2 separate regions of the Homo sapiens genome follow, and region 2 is linked to region 1. The links are chromatin contacts, found by Hi-C in ENCODE. All regions are on one chromosome and are shown on one strand. Each heading gives the region's core, a stretch centred on a gene start or an enhancer-like site at or near the end of the contact. The rest is flanking DNA. Distances are from core to core; before and after follow the strand shown. Region 1 overlaps MCCC1 (methylcrotonyl-CoA carboxylase subunit 1). Region 2 overlaps KLHL6 (kelch like family member 6).

Region 1 (7,063 bases), core at 3,369-5,868:
GCTATTGGAGGACACATTGCACTTTCTCTCTTTACTCTTAAGTTTTTTTCCAAGATGAGAAAATGACAACCTGAGAAAGCAATATAGATACAGGAAAATCTAGACTCTAAGTAACTTAGCATGACATTGAACTAAACCGGTAAGTATAAAACAGAAGCAAAAGTTTCATTTTTCTGAATCTGTAAATATGAAAGATCAGGATGCACAGCAGTTAAGAATGAAAGGAAACGGAACTAAGTTAAATACCTTTATGGCAGTATATTTTGAAAACACCTCAGGCTCTGCAGACAGATTGCCTAGGTTCAAATTTTGTCTCTATACTTACTTTGTCATCTAGACAAGTTTCTTAAGCTTTCCATGCTTCAGAGAAAAGTGTCTGGCATACAGTCAGCACTATGTTACCTATTATCATTCCATCCTTAGGATCTAGAACCAGAAATACCATTTGACCCAGCAATCCCATTACTGGGTATATACCCAAAGGATTACAAATCACTCTACTATAAAGACGCATGCATGTGTATGTTTATTGCAGCACTGTTCACAATAGACTTGGAACCAGTTTTTTAACGTTTTAATAAATAATTCTGGGTCAGGTGTGGTGGCTCATGCCTGTAATCCCAGCAATTTGGGAGGCCGAGGCAGGCGGATCACCTGAGGTCAGGAATTCAAGACCAGCCTGGCCAACATGGTGAAACCCTGTCTCTACTAAAAACACAAAAATTAGCCGGGCATGGTGGCACACGCCTGTAATCCCAGCTACACGGGAGGCTGAGGCAGGAGAATTGCTTGAAGCCGGGAGGTAGAGGTTGCAGTGAGCTATCACGCCATTGCACTCCAGCCTGGGCAAAAAGAGCAAAACTCTGTCTCTTGTGTTCACCTTGACTTGTCTTTGCCTGTCCATTTTCCTCCAAGCTTGGCTTCCACTTGAGCCCAGAAAAGACAGGCCCCAATCATGCCTCTGGGTCTTTGGAGATATGTGCCATTTGAGTTCTCTCAGGCTGACACTGGCTCTCCGGAACCCCTAACCTTGACATTTTCACCAGCTTTCCCTGAACACTGTTAACTATCTGTATCTGCAGCCTGAACCCAGGACACTTACATCAGTCATCATTCAACCCTTGTTCTAGGAAGGCTTGACTGCACAGGCAGGTCCTCGAGCTTAGACTCTTGACTCACCAAATGGTGAGCCCCTTTGTTTTACCTCTGTTTGAAGGCCAGATGCCAAATGCCTTGAACTCTATAAACCAGGTCCAGCAGCTTCCCTAAGTTCTAGTGTCCCTCCCCAGATGATAAAAGCTGGCTTCTCTTTCTGAAGAGCCTTGACAAGCTCTTACAAGAAATAGATGTCTGCTGGTTTCCTTAATACCCAAAAGCTTTCTCCTTCCTTAATCCTTAGAAACCTTTTTTTCTCTTATGATTTCCAAGGTCGAAACTCTCTTGATTTACTGCTTCAGAAAAATTATCCTCCTTTTCCTTGAATTCTGGAAATATAAACACTCCTTCCAGAAGTTTCCAAAGCCACTACAGTTTTTCTTGACACTCACTAAAACTTACCAGCTTGCTGTGCCTGGTTTTCGTTAACACCCTAGGATATAGAGCCCTAGAAGAACCTTTTGGCTCAATTAGAACCACCAATCACCCCCAAGGAACCAACAAAAGGAGTATCATATTATTATCTACAGAAGTTCTGAAAAGATAAAATTACCAAAATAATCAAGATTTTGGCGTCACACCAGGAAAAAACAATTTAGATGCAGGATATACAAGGAACCACGAATCCTACATATATCAGGACCGTCTATATTACTTAACAGATTTTTTTCATGTTAGGAAAAAGAAGGCTAAAGTAAAATCTATTGTTCTTATGAGAACAAAAACAGACTAAGCTATTATTAATATTTGAGAAGTATGTTTTGTGGAATTCTGGTTTACACCAGTGCTTCTCAAACTATCCATAGTAAAAGAACAGTTATAAACTTACATGTTTGAAAAATACAGTAGGCATGTCATAGCAATGCCAAAATGCTTTAAAAGTTTCCAAACATTTACTCTGAATGAACATTTACTCATGGGCCCGCAACAGCCATAAATCCGCACTTTACTTGGATCATTCTAGACCATCTCCTTGGCTCTTCATTCCCAACTCTGCCTTAGCTCATTTCATCTTGCCTAGTATCTGCCCTGATCTGAAACCGAATGATGGCCTGGCCCAGAATGCTGTGGCCTTAGGTAGACCATGAGGCTTTGACCTTGAGGTGATGTGGTTGTGAGCAAGCCCCTGTGACACAATCTCACCTGCTGGCTGCCCGGGCCTAGGGGGAAGTGAATCTGAGTCCCTAAAGTGCCAAAAAAAGCTACAGCATCAAATGTGGCTTCACTTTTAACCTCCCATCTTCCTGTCCTCATAACCACCAAGAACTGAACCCCGTCCAAAATGACACCTGTTTTAGGAGGCCAGAAGGTAGTAACCTATTCTCAAGACTGTTTTGTTGTTGTTGTTGTTGTCGTTGTTGTTGAATTATAGATTCAGGTGGTACACGTGAATGTTTGCTACATGGGTATTTTGCATAATGCTGGGATTTGGGCTTCTGATGAACCCATCACTCAAACAGTGAACACGGTACCATTTAGGTAGTTTTTCAGCCCTCACATCCCTCCCATCAAGACTGATCTTTTTTTTTTTTTTTTTAAGATGGAGTACCCAGGCTGGAATGCAGTGGCGCGATCTCGGCTTACTGCAACCTCTGCCTCCCAGGCTCAGTGATTCTCCTGCCTCAGCCTCCTGAGTACCGGGGACTACAGGCACCCGGCACCACGCCCGGCTAATTTTTGTATTTTTGGTAGAGACAGGGTTTCACCACATTGGCCAGGCTGGTCTCGAACTCCTGACCTCAGGTGATCCACCTGCCTTGGCCTGCCAAAGTGCTGGGACTACAGGCTTGAGCCACCGCACCCAGCCAAGGCTGATTTTTAATAGAAAAAATATTCTCACTCTAAGCTGCCACTCCACCAAGTCAGTTCCTGTGATCATCTCAGTAACAGGATGTTCCACTTGCAGCCTTGTATTCATCTCCATGAAACAGAAATTATGTTTTGAGTCCATAATAAACTCCACAGTCCCTAAAAGGTAAAAAACAATGGTCATATTCAATAGTGTATAATCAGTAGCAAACCAAAATCTTCCATGATGCATCACATCAAGTTTTACCGCTGTCTTCATTCAATGGTAACACTTTGCATTTCATGAAGAAAACATCTCGCATTTGCAGCAGCATATGAATCTTAGTCAAAAATAGAGAGCTGCATGAAATTTGGCAACGGAAAAGTATATTTGGGGTTGTGAGCAAATGGTAAGCCCAAATTATGAATCCGTTTCAGCTTGTAACAGTGAGAACAAGGGTGGACCACATGTTACTGCCTCAGAGCACCAAGATCCTGGGAGCCTCATACCATGACATCCCATCTCACCCTAACCCCATGGAGAAAAAGAAAACTTTTTTTTCCCTGATTGTGGGCTCCTAGGAATTTCTTTTTAAAGCCCTTTTGCTGGTAACCCATTGAAAGATTGTTTGGCAACTAAACCTTATGTTAATATCTATTGGCATTCTATTAAGCTCTAAAAAATTTCCCCTAACTTTATTAAGGTTTAATTTTAGACAACAAACTGTAACTATTTGAAGTGTAGGCATGTGATTTAGCAATTGAATACAATCACAGAACCACAATGAAACTACAGAACATTTCCATCATCCAAAAAGTTCCCTTGTTCCCATTTGGAATCAGTCCCTTCACTAAACCCTGGGATCCAGGAAACCACCAATCTGCTTTCTGTCACTATAGTTTTTCTAGAATTTTATATAAATGAAATCATATAGTTTGTAGTCTTCTGTGTTTCTGTGTTTTTCTCTTAGCTTAAAGTGAATACAATGTAAAGTTGTTTTTAAAAGTGTGGTCACAACCCATTAGTGGATTTTAAAATCAATTTTTTTTTTTTTAAGATGGAATCTCACTCTGTCATCCAGGCTGGGGTGCAATGGCGTGATCTTGGCTCACTGCAACCTCTGCCTCCCGGGTTCAAGCAATTCCTCCACCTCAGCCTCCTGAGTAGATGGGACCACAGGCGCACACCACTATGTCCAGCTAATTTTTTTGTATTTTTAGTAGAGATGGGGTTTCACCATGTTGGCCAGGCTGGTCTTGAACTCCTGACCTCAAGTGATCCACCTGCCTCAGCCTCCCAGAGTGCTGGGATTACAGGTGTGAGCCACTGTGCCCAGCTTAAAATCAATTTGAAAATCAATCTGATCCGGCATCTAAGGAGCTTAGAAGCTGCCACTCTGTCCTATCAAGTAAAAAGCTGAACAAGCTGAAAATCAACAATTTTTAAATTTGTCAGAGAAATCAGGTCACAGGGCAAGCTGCTTGTCCTCAGAACCAGAGAGACAGACAACTGACAGGCAGATACAGAGATGCCATGAGGAGAAGCCTGAGCTGTAATTGACAAATTCCTGGTAGCTCAGTGTGGACAACTCTGAGAGTTAAAAACTCCAAGGCGACCCAGTTACAGGAGGACCTCACACTTTTGTGAGTTTTACCTCCAGGAGCTCTACCAGGTCTTCACAGTGAATATCAGAGAAAAATCCTCCCATGCTTCCAGCTCAGAAGGGAAATGAAACCACTTTGAAATACACCAAAACATTCAAGGTTTACCCTTGAGAAAAACTATTTTATCAGAGCCTAAACGATTGGGATTTTATCAGAGCCTAACCTCACTGGGGGAGGAGAAATACCCAACTCCAGCCTTTGCCAGACATACTGTCCACCCTAAGGGGTGGGGGAAAACAAAACAAAAACATACCAGGAAGCACTGGTGAAGTTCACACACCAGGGGCACAGGCTCAGCAAGACTGAGATCTGATCATGGGACAAGAGAACATGCCCCCTCCAGCCTTATCACATTACCAAAGGCCTGTTTAGCAAAATTCTCTTTACCCAGTACACCATGTCCATCTTTCAACAAAAAATTACAAGGCATACTAAAAGGCAAAAAACACAGTTTGAAGAGACTGAAGAAGCATCAGGTATGGCAGGAATGTTAGAATTATCAGACACAGAAATTCTAAACTGTGATTAACAGGCTAAGGGCTTTAATGAAAAAAGTAGACAACATGCAAGAACAGATAGATAATGTAAGCAGAGAGGTGAAAATTCTAAGAAAGAATAAAAAGGAAATGCTAGAATTGAAAAAAAAAAAACCATAACCCTAATAGAAATGAAGCATGCTTTGATGGGCTCATTAGTACGTTGGGTATGGCAGGGAAAGAACCTCTGAACTTGAGGATATGACAACAGAAACTTCCAATTCTGAAAAACAGTGAGAAAAAAAACCTTAAACAGAACAATACCTAGCACTGCAAGACAACTACAAAAGGTATTAACTACGCAGAACGAGAATACCAGAAGGAGAAGAAAGGAAGGAACAGAAGTAATATTTGAAACAATAATAACATGTTACTGCATACTGTAGGCAACTGTAACACAGTGGTAAGTATTTGTGTATCTACATATATCTAAACCTAAAGAAAGTAATGCATTGTACTATGATGTTACAGTTGCCACAATGTCACTGGATAGGAATTTTTCAGCTGCATTTTAATCTTATGGAACCATTGTTATATTGAATAAAATGGTGTTATGCAGCATATGACTGTACTTGATATGCTAAAAAAGGAGAGGAAATTGGATCATAGAAGATGCTCAATTAAAACCATGAAAGGCAGAAAAAGTCTGAAAGATAAAAATAGGAACAAACAAGGGGAATAAATAGAAAACAATAATAAATATGGTAAATATTAATCAAAGTACATTAATAATCACTTTAAATGTTGATGTCTAAATATACCAATTAAAAGACAGAGATTGTTGGAGTAGATTAAAAAACAAAAGACAAATATATGTTACCTACAAGAAATCCACTTTAAAGACTTATAGACTTAAAGTAAAAACAGACAAAGAATATGCTAACACCAAAGAAAGTGCGAGTAGCCATCTTAATTTTAGAGCAAACTTCAGAGCAGGGAAAGTTATCAGGGATAAGGAGGGGCATTAAACAATGATAAAAGGGTAGACATAACAATTTTTAACATGCATGTACCTAACAACAGAGCATAAAATATATGTAGCAAAAAAGAATTGTAAGGAGAAATAGATTAATTCACTATTACAGTTGGAGACTTTAACACCCATCTGTTATTAAATAGATATGGATGATCCAGCAGGCAGAAAATCACTAAGGACATAGTTGAATTCAACAACACCATCAATCAACTGGATACAACTGTCATCTATAGACTATTTCATCCAACAACAGCAGAACACATTCTCAAGCTAGAAAGGAATATTCACCAGGATAGACCACATTCTGGACCATAAACCACATCTTAACAAATTTAAAAGAATATAAATCATAACAGTGTCTGCTCTCAGAACATAACAGAATTAAACTAGAAATCACTAACAGAAGGATATCTGGAAAATCCTAAGATATTTGGATGTTAAACAACACACTTCTAAATGACACCTGAATCAATAAAGAAATCTCAAGAAAAAATTTAAAATATTCTCAACTAAATAAAAATACAACTTTCAAAATTTGTAGAATGCATCAAAAGCAGTGCTTAGTGGGAAATTTATAGCATTGAATGTATATATTAGAAAAGAAAATACCAAAATCAAGAATCTAAGCTTATATTTTAATTAATGAGAAGAGAACAGCAAATTAAATCCAAAGTAAGCAGAAGAAATAATAAAAATTAAAGCAAAAATTAATGAAATTGAAAATGGAAAATCAATAGAAAAAAATCACCAAAACCCAAACCAGTTCCTTGAAAAGATCAATAAAATCAGTAACCTTGGCCACAGCGGGCAGCTCAAAAGGTCAAGAGATCAAGACCATCCTGGCCAAGATGGTGAAACCCATCTCTACTAAAAAAATATAAAAATTAGCTGGGTGTAGTGGCGTGCACCTGTAGTTCCCAGCTACTCGGGAGGCTGAGGCAGG
Region 2 (7,176 bases), core at 2,357-4,856, 490 kb after region 1:
CTTGACCAGCAGCACAGAGCTGTCTGCAGAACCGTAATCACCAGCCTTTAAAAGTACTTTACTTTTAAAGTACTTTAAAAGTACTTTACTTTTAAAGTACTTTGTACTTTTAAAGTACTTTAAAAGTACTTTAAAAGACATTACTTTAAAAGTAATGTCATATAGGGCTTGCCTCGCTGCCTCCTGATTTTATAAAGAATCTGCTCTCAGAGACAGCCTATGATTTCTTCTCAGCTCAGCATATCTTCCCTGGAGGAGTTGGAAGATCACTCTCTAAGCCTCCCTTTGTTGGAGTGTCCAGAGCAAGGCTGCCCAATAGAAATGTAATGTGAGTCATCTATAGCATTTTACAGTTTCTAGTCACCACATTTTTTGTTTGTTTGTTTGTTTTTTGAGACAGAGTCTCACTCTGTTGCCCAGGCTGGAGTGCAGCGGCACGACCACAGCTCATTTCAGTCTCCATCTCCAGGGCTCAAGTGATCCTCCTGTCTCAGCCTCCCAAGTGGCTCGGACTAGAGGCATGAACCACCATGTCTGGCTAATTTTGCAATGTTTGTAGAAATGGGGTTTCACCATGTTGCCCAGGCTGGTCTCAAACTCCTGGGCTCAGGCGATCCACCCACCTCGGTCTCCCAAAGTGAGGGATTACAGGCATGAGCCCCACCATGCCCGGCCCCATTTTTAAAAAGTAAAAAGAAAAAAATAAAAGTCAACTTTAATAACATATCTTATTTAACCCAAAATATACCTGAAATATCATTTCAACACGTAAGAAATATTTTAAAATGACTAATGCGATAACTTACATTCTTTTTCTCATACTGTGTCTTCAAAGACCATCATATATATGTATGTATATATGTATATATGTATGTATGTATGTATATATGTATGCATATATATACATATATATATATATATATTTTTTTTTTTTGAGACAGAGTCTCTCTCTGTTGCCCAGGCTGGAGTGCAGTGGCACAATATCGGCTCACTGCAGCCTCAGCCTCCCGGATTCAAGCGATTCTCCTGCCTCAGCCTCTTGAGTAGCTGGGACTACAGGCTCATGCCACCACGCCTGGCTAATTTTTGTATTTTTAGTAGAGACGGGGTTTTACTATGTTGGTCAGGCTGGTCTCAAACTCCTGACCTTGTGATCTGCCCGCCTCAGCCTCCCAAAGTGCTGGGATTACAGGCGTGAGCCAACGTGCCCAGCCTTATGCGTATTTTATACTTAAAGCATCTCAGTGCAGAGTAGGCACAATTCAAATGCCCAACAGCCACATGTGGCTAGTAGCTACCATATTAGACAGTGCAGCTCTTGCCATCAGTCCTGAACTCAGGTGTTGGGGTCACCCAGACCTACAGTCATCTCAGGAGGCAAAGCAAATTTCACCCTCGTGAATGTCATATAAATAAATATATGGGAAACAGGAAGTTCAGCAGGACAGGGTGGGCACTAATTATGGGGTCAAATAAGCTTCATATAACTGAGGCAACACATCTCTAGAGACCCACCAACATGACATTTAGAAATGTTATTTCACCCGGACTGTGACTTGAAGATTAGTGAGAGGTTAATTTGGTTGAATCTGTATAATCAAGTCTAAAGGAGGGATGTTCCAATGGTTTAAGTTAATGCTTTGCACTCCAAGGAGCTCCTAAATGAAGTCAATGTGTTTCCCATGTGACATATTATTGGGCTCTCTAGGGTCATCTGGACTCTTAATTGGGCTGTCACTGCTAGCCACGGCTTCCGAATTCTTTTTGAGACGAGTCTCGCTCTGTCGCCCAGGCTGGAGTGCAGTGGCACAATCTCTGCTCACTGCAAGCTCTGCCTCCCGGGTTCATGCCATTCTCCTGCCTCAGCCTCCTGAGTAGCTAGGGCTACAGGCGCCCGCCACCACGCATGGCTAATTTTTGTATTTTTAGTAGAGATGGGGTTTCACCACGTTAGCCAGGATGGTCTCGATCTCCTGACCTCATGATCTGCCCCCCTCGGGCTCCCAAAGTGCTGGGATTACAGGTGTCAGCCACTGTGCCTGGCCCCAAATTCTTGTTTGGAATCACAGTCACTTAATAACATGCTGCCCCAGCTCAGCCCATGTCTGACCGGGCATCTGGATTCCCTGCAAGCAGACCCCCTCTGCTAGTGACGTAAGGGAACAGGGGGGCAAGACAAGGGGGGGAGGAAGCCCAGCAAGACAAAAGTCATGCAAAAAGTGGCTTCAGCCTGATCCTGCAGGGACCTCTGGAAAAGACACTTCTGAATTGTCCCACCAGGAGGCAAGGGCCGTGATACTCTCTGACCACACTGACTGTCTTTGGTTACAGGCCATCCAGGAGTAGGTAAATTCTCCAGCACATCTGGCTTTGTGTATGTGTGAGTTTGCATGTGCACAAGCCAAGGGACTTCCGGGAGCCTGGGGAGGGCAGGGGAAAAAGAGCAGCCACCTGGCTGTTGGCAGGCAGAGGAGGGACTGGTGTCTAGTCTGACCTCTGATGCTCACTCATTGTGTGACTTAGTGCAAGTGAGTGAACCTCAGCTTCCTCATCTGTAAAATGGTATAATAGTCCCCACCTCAGTGAGCTGCACAGAAGAATAAGCAAGATGAAGTACACCAAGGCGTTAGCACGATACCTGGCACCTCGTCAGCACTCAATCAGGGAAAGTATTTTGGACCAAATCAGAGGAATCTTGGAAGGTTGGTAGGAGACACTTAGGGGTAAGTGGACCAAGCACCACACTGACTCACAACCCTTATCTCTTCAGCATTTGGCCGGGTGCGTATCAGGTAACTGCGTGTCTGACTTGCTGCATTGCTGTCGACCATGCATCCAGAGCAAGCATAGGGCCAGCGCTGTGCACGAATCGGCCTAAACATCTCAGCTCAGTTCGTGGGAGAGAAAGAAAGTGCCCTCAAGACAGTGTCCTTCTCTCCAGGGGTCTTTTTAACCAGCTTTGACTCCCCAAGGCCCAGCATTTCTCTGCTCCCTTTGAAATATTTTCATGAATTTTCTGCCACTTAAATACACTACCCTGGCCATGGCCACCATGCTGAACATGGGTAAGATGAAACTAAGGGGAAATCTGCATATTCCTCATAGACTATACTCCCAGGCCTCCTGCTGCTCCTCTGGGAGATCCATGGACACACTCAGACAAAGCTTGGTCCCCATGGGTTGTCAGCAATAGAGTAGGAATCAGAACCTAGGGCTTCAGGCTCTGAATCAGGAGCTCAGCAGTGCACGAAAACCAAGAAAATCAGCAGGAGTTCAAGGCCTTTTGCGGGGGATCAACTCAGTGTCAGCGCTCAATGGACCAGCCCAAACTTTGCTCTCTGAGAACACAGCTGAGTTGGTTGCTGACAACTTATCCTGTGGCATACATGCAAGATATTGTGTAATAAAAACACTTTCTAGAAAGACACTGACCAATTCTCATGAGATTGTTGTAAAACAGAGGTAGCTAGGAAGATCCTCATTTTACAGCAGAAACAATCTCACAGCAGCATACCAGTTGCCCAACACTTGGGCGGTGAGTCAGTGCCCACCCCAAAATAGAGCCTGACCCAGCAAGCTTGTCTCCCACAACAGTCATGAAAATATCCACAGGCCCAAGAATCTCCCAGCATGAAGTCAGGCCATGCCACAAACACTGCCTGGCCACACGCCTCTCCATTCTCCACCAGGCTTCCTCACCTCAGGTCTCTGCCAAACATCGCCTTCTCAGAGAGGCTCTCCCCGACACTCCCCCTAATCTAAAATCGCCACTCCCTCACCTCTTCGCTTCCTTTATTTTTCTTCATAGCTCTGCACATCCTGAAATTAGATTACCTATCTATTTGTTAATTATTGTCACCCCACTAGAATGCCAGCTGAGTGAGGGTGTGCCATGCTCAGCACTGTATCTAGGGGCCAGAGCAGTGCCACCACCAAGTAGGGACGGTCCCTAGGGAAAGTGAGTGAATGAATGAATCAACCAACTTGTCCTTCCTAGTCCCTTTGCACTTGCTTTTGACAGGAATCTGTACCTCCAAGAATTATCAAATATATCTGGAGGATGAGGCCCTCCACCGCCACTAGGGAACTCCTATCACACTCCCGAGTCCAGGGCCTAGAGCTTGAAGAGGACACTCGAACATTCAACGTACCTGCACTACTTCAATGAGCTCTACAAGCTCCTGTAGTTCCTAAACTTCACCAACTCAGAATATTTCACCCAGCCCGACTCCATTATAGCTGACCCCTTCCCTAGAACTCCACACCTCTGAACTCCCTGCCTCCTGTAACCCTAATTCTAACCCTATAAACAAATACCCACACCTATCACTCCCACTATCTCACTCCTACACCGGCTCCACCTGTCTGCCCCCTGTTCTGTCCTTCCTCTTATTTCTTCACCATTCCCCGTTTATACCAGGAACGAACTCCCCTGTTTCACTGAGATATTCTGTGTGGCGGTGGCTTTAACATCAGTTGCAAAATGAGTTAAATTCTACTTAAGAATACAATGTCCATATGTATACAATCAGTTTAAAAGTTTTTTAAACTAGTCAGCATGTACTACACAATGAACACTATTGTTAAGAAAGGATTATTGGATATAAACACAATGAAGTCAATCAAAGGGGGTTCCATTGCAAAGAAAGCAGGGAGTCAGCAGATGCAAGTGTGACCTAGCATGACATGGCATCTCTCTCTATGGTCCCCAGCACTTCTTAGTTCAAGGCACCAAAACCTGAGCCAATACTAACCAAGGGAAGCACTTAAACATTCAGCTCTGCCCTGTTTCTGAGCTCAAGCTGTCCCCTAAGTTTTATCATATGGATCCTGTCTCAATACTGGAGTCCTGCTTACATCCTTGGCCTCAGATACTCCAGCCTCAAGAGGTGGATCTCAAAATGTGTTCCCTGAACCAGCTGCATCAGAACCTTGGGTTGCTTATTCAGAATACAGAATCCTGTACCCCACCTACCTTAGACTTACTAAAGCCAAATCTCTAGCAGTAGGGCTGGAGGTATGTATTTAATTAGGTGTCCCTGGCTCCGACTCATAATTCCTTTGCAAAGCAAACTTTGAGAACCTCTGCCCTAGAAAGAGGTCACCCCTACTTCCTCCTGAGAAGGAGACTGAATGAAGATCAAGGTCATGGAAACAATTGGCCATAGTGCTAGGGAAGATATGTTTCGGAAAGTCCTCCCTCACTATGGATCCTTCCTTTCATCTTCTAAGACACAGCCTTCCTAGAATTCCATGAGGCCTATGGCTGCCTCCCGAATCAGGTGGCAATCCCATTCCGTTTGCCAGCTTTGCTCCAAACTGACAGAGGAGCTGGAAGCCTACAGCTGCCCCGATCTGACTCTAAGCATCAGCAGGCCTCAGAATAACTCCCTTCTGTGGGCCAGGCACGGTGGCCCATGCCTATAATCCCAGCACTTTGGGATGCCGAGGCTGGCAGATCTCGAGGTCAGGAGTTCAAGACCAGCCTGGCCAACACAGTGAAACCCCATTTCTACTAAAAATACAAAAAATTAGCTCGGTGTGGTGGCGGGTGCCTGTAATCTCAGCTTCTCGGGAGGCTGAGGCAGGAGAATTGCTTGAACCCGGGAGGCAGAGGTTGCAGTGAGACAAGGTCGCACTACTGCACTCCAGCCTGGGTGACAGTGTGAGACTCCATCTCAAAAAAAAAAAACAAAAAAACAACTCCCTTCTGCCAAGCTTCTTGCCCTAGTTCACCACTCCTCAAGGACACTGCCCACGGCCCCTGTGGAGAAGAAAACTCTGGCCATGTTCCTAGGGAAGCAGAATCCCTCCAAGTCCCACCAGACCATTGCTGATGCCTCAGCTTGCCATGAAATTCTGCCATCCAAGTTTATGACAGAAAGAAGGACTTGTTCTGTCTGCAAGATCAGACAAGAAAGAACATCAATTACAACATATACTTGTGGTCAGGCTTTAGTGACGATACAGTCACAAAGATACAATGGACAGTTTTTGTTTTGTCTGCCCAACTTACTCCTGTCTCTTTTAGCAGGAGTACTCAGATCTTCCGTTGGGAAACACCCCACCGTCCAAGCCCAAGCCACAATGATTGGTTCAGGGATGGGAATAGGAAGAAGCCAATTCAATTGGAGCCAATTCCAGAACTTTCTTTGGAATTACTGAGAAAGAGAAGCTGTCTCTTCCCACTAGAATTGCTGAGCTGGTGGACATGAAAGTTTGGAGATGCTGGCTACCTGCTTGTCCTCATGTGTGAATACATTCCCTGAGAGAGAAACCCACACAGAGGAAAGCGGGACTAAGAAGGAGAGAGAAACTGAGTCATGGTAACATTACTTTGGGCACAAGGACCCAACTATACCTGAAACCATTACCCCAGACTTTTTTTAATTCCATGAGCAAATAAATTATTTTTTCCCCTTTATGCTTGGACCAGTTTGAGCTGAATGTCTGTCACTCGCAGGGCGGAGTGATACAATTGGACAAAAGAAATCCCAGCGATTCTCTGAATTGGAACTCCAGGCCCGTTTTTGTTTGTTTGTTTGCTTGTTGGTTTGTTTTGAGACAAGATCTCTCTGTTGCCCAGGCTGGCCTCAATCTCCTGGCCTCAAGCAATCCTCCCACCTCAGCCTCCGAAGTAGCTGAGACTGCAGGCACACGCCACCACACCCGGCCCCATTGATGATTACCCTAAGCTCTCCTACCTGAGAGTTTAACTTACAAAACATGGTGATTATTCTTTACCTTTGTCTGCTTTTGTTTTTACACATCTTCCACCTCCTTCCTGAAGATGAAACCTGGCTTCCCCTAACAAAACCCCACTTCCCTCACAAACCAACGAGGTCGGCTCAGATTCTCACTTCCCCTCTGGGCCTGGAGCAGGGTCCGCATTTGCGCTCGCCGTCCACCACCACATCCCGACCAGGCTATTGCCCGGAGGCTCCACATGACCCTCTTTTTCCACTTTCCACTCCCACCTCCAGGACTCTGTGGCTTCCCTGTGACCATGTCATTGTCCAGAAGTTAGGGATCAGCCTCTGCTTAAAGATTTTTTCTGAGCCTTCCCTGGTTCTAACCACTTAGAAACTTGCAAGCTGGCACTGGCCCCAGTCTTTACCCCAAGGTATTCAAATGCTAAGGCTCCTCCAGTCATAAAAGGTATCCCTTGTGACAGGC

The links. A loop is a pair of places that touch in the nucleus more often than their neighbours do. Pooled maps may share reads with other maps.
Region 2: a loop to region 1 is called in a pooled map, with 4 times the contacts of the local background. The contact joins two enhancer-like sites. A Hi-C loop is called at or near these places in 5 of 37 single-sample maps with no recorded cell type and 4 of 50 pooled maps.

Annotation. Positions count from the first base shown.
Region 1 is chr3:183,042,418-183,049,480 of GRCh38, forward strand. It overlaps MCCC1 (methylcrotonyl-CoA carboxylase subunit 1), which reads right to left. Exons shown (of 19, transcript NM_020166.5): 10 at 2,996-3,123. Among named protein-coding and RNA genes, the nearest start is that of MCCC1, 54 kb to the right of the region's middle. Within about 2 kb of position 4,619, at least 3 of the 41 ENCODE cell types and tissues checked have a DNase peak (open chromatin) inside an H3K27ac peak, as active enhancers do.
Region 2 is chr3:183,534,029-183,541,204 of GRCh38, forward strand. The region is part of intron 1 of KLHL6 (kelch like family member 6); the gene reads right to left. Among named protein-coding and RNA genes, the nearest start is that of KLHL6-AS1, 11 kb to the right of the region's middle. RefSeq lists an enhancer at 6,951-7,060. Within about 2 kb of position 3,607, at least 10 of the 41 ENCODE cell types and tissues checked have a DNase peak (open chromatin) inside an H3K27ac peak, as active enhancers do.